2 separate regions of the Homo sapiens genome follow, and region 1 is linked to region 2. Evidence: read pairs that join two places in POLR2A ChIA-PET (ENCODE). Cell type or tissue: IMR-90. All regions are shown on one strand. Each heading gives the region's core, and the rest is flanking DNA. Links, peaks and the distances in the headings are about the cores only. Region 1 overlaps NBEA (neurobeachin). Region 2 overlaps DCLK1 (doublecortin like kinase 1).

What was found. ChIA-PET counts read pairs that join two places held together with the same protein. Peaks named below come from ENCODE experiments on the same cell type or tissue, not always from the same donor. Only the 100,000 strongest peaks of a DNase experiment are listed, where the experiment ranks them.
Region 1: POLR2A ChIA-PET joins it to region 2 with 12 read pairs; 3 of 35 experiments call an interaction of 5 or more read pairs at or near these places.

The regions. Positions count from the first base shown.
Region 1 is chr13:35,641,580-35,644,506 of GRCh38, reverse strand. All of the region lies in intron 49 of NBEA (neurobeachin), which reads right to left. Among named protein-coding and RNA genes, the nearest start is that of LINC00445, 55 kb to the left of the region's middle. In IMR-90, for the core only: no CTCF peak of the experiment used is centred there; no DNase peak of the experiment used is centred there.
Region 2 is chr13:35,963,678-35,966,604 of GRCh38, reverse strand. The region is part of intron 3 of DCLK1 (doublecortin like kinase 1); the gene reads left to right. Among named protein-coding and RNA genes, the nearest start is that of DCLK1, 170 kb to the left of the region's middle. In IMR-90, for the core only: no CTCF peak of the experiment used is centred there; a DNase peak (open chromatin) is centred at 1,634; H3K27ac peaks cover 405 bases.

The sequences.
Region 1 (2,927 bases), core at 201-2,700, 320 kb after region 2:
AGGGAGCCTTTAAATGTTTATTGAAGGAATTAGTCAACAAACATGCTTTGCTTGACTCTAGTTTTGTTTCTTAAAGGAAAGTATTAACATTGTACTAGAAAATGTTATGAAATGGATAAAATTTCTAGAAATCTTCTGTGCAGTTCTCTTCAGTGAGTCCCAACTCTGACCATTTTGGACTAAGGCAGAATACATATGCATATATATTTAAAAGAGTTCCCCAATCAGGCATCAGGATAAAGACGAGATTGTGACTAACTTTATCCTTTCATTAAGACAGTCAGTTCTCGACACTGAACGTTTATTTCTTTTGAGACTATACTGACTCCCTCTTCCTTGTGATCTACTTTACATGCCTTCATGACCCAAAGGATCTCAGTCCAATATTTACCTTTTAGCTATCTGGTAGTCCTGCCTTCCAGTAATTCCTTACCCTCTGATTTAAAAATGTACAGATCTTTCTGATCTTGAAAAGCATGCTGTCTCCTTTAAGTTCTACTTCTTGTCATTACTAAAACGTTTGAGGGGAGAGTGAGCACCTACTATCTTTCTTCACCTGCTCCCCATGTAAGATTTTCTGTCCTTTCCCACTTTAAGGGGGTCATCAATGACTTTCTTGTCAAGTGTGCAGGTCCTGTGAATGGGAGGGTTGCCTGGTGACACGCAGAACTCATTCTGCAACCCATGAATTGTTACAATGAAGTAGTTGTTCTGAGAGCTACTCCCTGTGTAGGAGAAAATCCTCCCCGAATGCTAACCTTGGGCAAGGATCTAAATCCTTCACCTCCTTGGGCAAGGATCTAAATCCTTCTAAATCATAATGAATGCCCTGCATATTCTCACAGCACATTTTTCTCCTTTACTATAGATTTTAACACACAATTATTTATGTATGTCTGTTTGTTCAGACTGAATCTCTGCAGGTCAGGATGGTGACTTAGTCTTAACAGAGATTCTAAAAATATTTGGTGAATACAGAAGCAGGGCATTTGTATAAAACTGAAACCTGGTCTAGAAAAAGAAAAGCACTTCAGAATTTTTTACTTTTACAATTCAATACCACAAAAACAATTAACAGACATTTGTTGAATGCTTACTCTATGCCAAGGGATACAAAGTCAGATACCAGGCTGACCTCAGGAAGTTAGCAGCCCCCAAAATAAAGACGATGAGTGTGTCAGTGCACATGGTAGGGAGCAGGACACAGGGGAGACAAGCCCAGGCTGCCCTGGGAGCCCAGACGAGTGACAGAGGGGAAGGGGAATAGGTTCTTAGGAAAGAGACTTTTGGAAAAAGGACAGAGCTCAGGTTTGAAGATTAAGTAAGAATTAGCTTGTCCACAGCATGAAAAGGTTTTCTACCATATAGAAATTTTCCCTTAAAAATTTCCAAATATATCAAGTTAAAAAAAAAAAGAAACTACTGGAACTGTGAGATGAATTCCTTCTATATTATCCAGAAATGTCATTAAAAAAATTCTACATGTATCTATTTCTCTATACATTGGTCTGCAAGGGTCAGTGAGATTTAACGTTAACTTTATTTATTCACAAAACATGTATTTGTTGAGTACCTACTACATACTAGATTCCATTCTAGATATTAATGATACTGGTAAAATGAAACAGATAAAGATTCCTGCCCTCAAAGAGCTTACATTCAGCCCAAAGTCACACACTGGCATCCCATGGGCTAGATTCAGCTCACAGACATGGTTTCTATTTGAGCCAAAATTTACAGGTCAGTAAATGGCATACAAGAAATTGGATTTTTTGGCTTCTCTTAAAAACTTCGCAGATCAGGCAATACCACATCAGCATTCCTGCACAACTGCCCTTTTGTAACGCCCACCACTCACATGACCTGGGCACTGCCACTGGCTTGTGTCACTCATCTATTCCCTGTCTGGTTCTTATATGCTTTGGGGCTTGTGAATCCTTTTAAAATATAATAATGAAAACTTTAATTTGTATTACAAGATATCAGTTGCTTTGTGTATCTGTTGTACTTTCCAGTAAACCCAAAATGAGTTAACATTGAACACGTGAGCTCATGAGCATGTATAATGTATATGGAAAGAGACTAAAACTTTGGAAATGTCCATCAATCCAACTTCATTAAATCTATGTTATCCATTATTAGAAGCTCCATTATTTTATATACTATTAATAAGTAAAATATGCTATCAATTAAAATATGCTATGATTGATTGATTGTAAGACACATTATGATTTTGGAGTATTGAGATATGAAAATGGTGTGCATCTTAGAATCAATAAATCATAGTGACTTTTTACTTAAACAGTGGTATCATGAGTCTTACATATTTCATACAAAGCCAGCATAGGTAATAGGCTTAAACCACTAGATTTTTTAAAACAAATGTGGCTAACAAAACGTTTGATGTTTCACAAATACAAAAGACCATGCAGCCATTGGTAGACAACACTTTGGTAGAATAACATGAAAATATAGATTTGCTTGTACTTAAATAATATTCTTTCTTAATGTTATTAAGAAATCACTGATTTTGGTATCCTGAAGTTAAGCTTATTATGTGCATTCACTTTTATTTATTTATTCAAATTACTCATTTTTTAAGGTTTAAGATAAAAGTGTATAAGGTACACTAATCTTAAGTGTACAGCTTGATGAATGTATATATGTATGTATATACATTTTTTCAGTTCTTCTAACCACCATCTACATTAAGACAGAGGACTTTGGAATGGAACTAGAAGGTTCCATATCTTGGTCTGGGTGGTGGGTACATGAGAGAATACATAGATACTGGTAACCTTGTGTGCCTCCCCAGCCAATTATTCCCCCTATCTAGCCCCATCACCCTGTCAAGCTAATAATTATTCTGATGTTTATCATCAATTATTTTTTATTCTTGAATTTTTGATAAATTGAGTTATACACTA
Region 2 (2,927 bases), core at 259-2,758:
CAGGGAGGTTGCAGTGAGTCGAGATGGCGGCAGTACAGTCCAGCCTCCGCTCAGCATCAGAGGGAGACCGTGCAAAGAGGGAGAGGGAGAGGGGGAGGGGGAGGGGGAGGGGGAGAGGGAGAGGGAGAGGCCAGAATTTTCATTCTTTTTAAGGCTGAATAATCTCTTTTATGGTTATGTCATATTTTGTTTATCCATTCATCCATCAATGAATATTTGGATTGTTTCTACTTTTTAGCTATTGTATGTAGTGCTACTATTAACATGGGTGCAGAAATATCTATTCAAGATATTGCTTTCAGTTCTTTTGGGCATATACCCAGAAGTGGAATTGCTGGATTGTATGGGAATTCCACACTTAATTTTTTGTGAGAAATCAGCATGCTGTTTTCCACAGTGGCTGCATCATTTTTTATTCCCACAAGAATTTCACAAGAGTTCCAGTTTCCCCACATCCTTGCCAACGCTTGTTATTTTCCATTTTCTGTTTATTTGTTAATAATGGCCACCCTAATGGGTGGCAACCCATTTCCATTTTCAAATGAATTGTATTTTCAAAAAAGTTTTTTCATGTTTCTTGTTTCATGTGTTTGTTTTGTTTGTCTCTTTACCTTGAGCTTTCTGTTTTTCCTCAGCATTTCCTGATCTCCTGACATCTTGTTTCAAATGTCTAGGAACTCTCCCTGTGGCCCTCCTCTCTTTGGAATGAGAAGTTCAGATCCCTTACAGTCTCTTATTGTTCTTGTTTTTATTTGTATATGGCTCTGAACAGTATTTCTAAGATTGGGCACAGCACAAAACAAAACGGCTGAGAGAGAGAGAGAGAGTGAGAGAATACAAGTGCTCTACTCCACCCCTAAGAGTGGAAGGGGTCTGGATGCAGAGGGATTAAGCATAGTTGATTCTCAGTGGCTTCCAGTCAGTCTTCCTAAAAGAGGAGAGGAGCAATGTGGTTTCTTAACCATTCTTTAGCTGCTTTCTAATGATCTTTTCTTTGTGGGAGGACATTTCAAGGTTTCCCTGAGCAAGAATTTTCTCTTTCTGTCCTTTGCACAGCAACTGGTAAACTGAGATCCTTAAAAAAGTAAATATTTTTAAATGTGGAAACATCGCTTACAACCAAGTGAATAACATCTGGCTAACAAAGAGCATGGCACTATCAGATGGAATTAGGGCACATGCACGCAGTACAAAAGCTCCAGATGCTCGTGTTAATTCAGTTAAATTCGAGTCAAAGAATCAGTGGAGCCGGTCCTTTGGACTGACTGGTCCTATAAATACAAATGGCCAACGCATGCCCAGCCTGGCTCATTGATCAAACAGAGTAGAGATTTATTGACATATACAGGAATATTCTTTTTCTACTGAAAGATGGCTATGTGTGTTGTACTTATTTCTAAAATTATTGGCATCATGAATGACACATTCATGAGGTACCTGCCCAGTGTTCAGAAGACTGTTAGGTAGAGAAGGAGTAAAGAACTGCACTGGTGATCTCAGAACAGTGTCTTCTAGGGCATGATGTAAAGGAACTTGCAGATTTCATGTTAGAGCAACTTAAGTTATGGCTTAAGTCAGCGGTCAGCAAACGTTTTCTGAAAAGGGTCAGAGAGTAAATATTTTAGGCTTTGTGAACCATATGATCTCTGTTGCAACTACTCAACTCTGTCTTTGTATCTGGAAAGCTGCCATAGACGTTATGTAAACAAGCGAGCATGGCTGTGTTCCTAAGACTTTATTCATGGGCACTGAAATTTGAATTTCCTACCATTTTTACCTGACACAAAATGTGATTCTTCGCTTGAGTTTTTTTTTTTTTTTTTCCAACCATTTTAAAATGTAAAAACCATTCTTAGCTCAAGGGCTGTACAAAAAGATTTGGCCCATAGATTTCAATTTACGGAACCCGTGGAAGTCATAGCTTCCAAGAATGTTTCTTTTTGATGCTCAGATTTTTGTATGTGTAGGAAAACTTGGATGCAAGCAAAATAAAAAGTATGTTCTAGCAAATGGTTTACAAAGATTTGAATTTATGAGATGAAAACAAATATTTCCGGCCACATGCCTCAGTGTAATTAGGTTTGCTGATTTAATGTCTTCCTGAAGGCAGAATTTTAGGTAGCAAAGTGAGCCTGCCAAGTAGGAAAGGAAGACGGAAGTTTAAAAACTCTAGCACTGCCTATGAAATCTTAAATCCTGCATTCATGCAATTTGCATGTTCATTTCCTCTTTTACAAAATGCTCCTGGAATTCTTATGGTTTCATTGTTAGTGAAAATTGTTTCTTTTTTTCCCCTTCACAATCCTATATTACAAATTCTCCAAACCTGGCACTTCACGGCATATTCCTTTTGAATGTCTTTAATTCTGCAATTTTATACACCCCCTTATCTTACAAATTTAATTAGTTTCCAGAAGTTCTGCAGAGAAAATGGGCCATAATAATTCTTGATTATTGCCACTTATCTTCTTATAATTTGATACAAGAGGATTTTATTGCATTTTTAAAGTAGTTTTAATCTGAAAAAGATAGTCCTCTCCAAGTTTAACTTCATGCAGTAGTAATAATTTAACTACTATTTCCTGGTTCTAGAAGTATTTTTCTATCTAAAAAGAAATTGCTTTTCTCAAATTATTGTACTACCATTGTATTAGTCTGTTTTCACACTGCTGTAAAGACATACTCAAAATTGGGTAATTTATAAAGAGGTTTAGTTGACTCAGAGTTCTGCATTGCTGGGGAGGCCTCAGGAAACTTACAATTGTGGCAGAAGGGAAAGAGGCATGTCTTACATGGCTGCAGATTAGAGAGAAATGTGTGAGAATGCAGGAAAAACTACCATCTATAAAACCATCAGATCTCATGAGAATTCACTCACTATCACGAGAACAGCATGGGGGAAACCACCCCCATAATCCAATCATTTC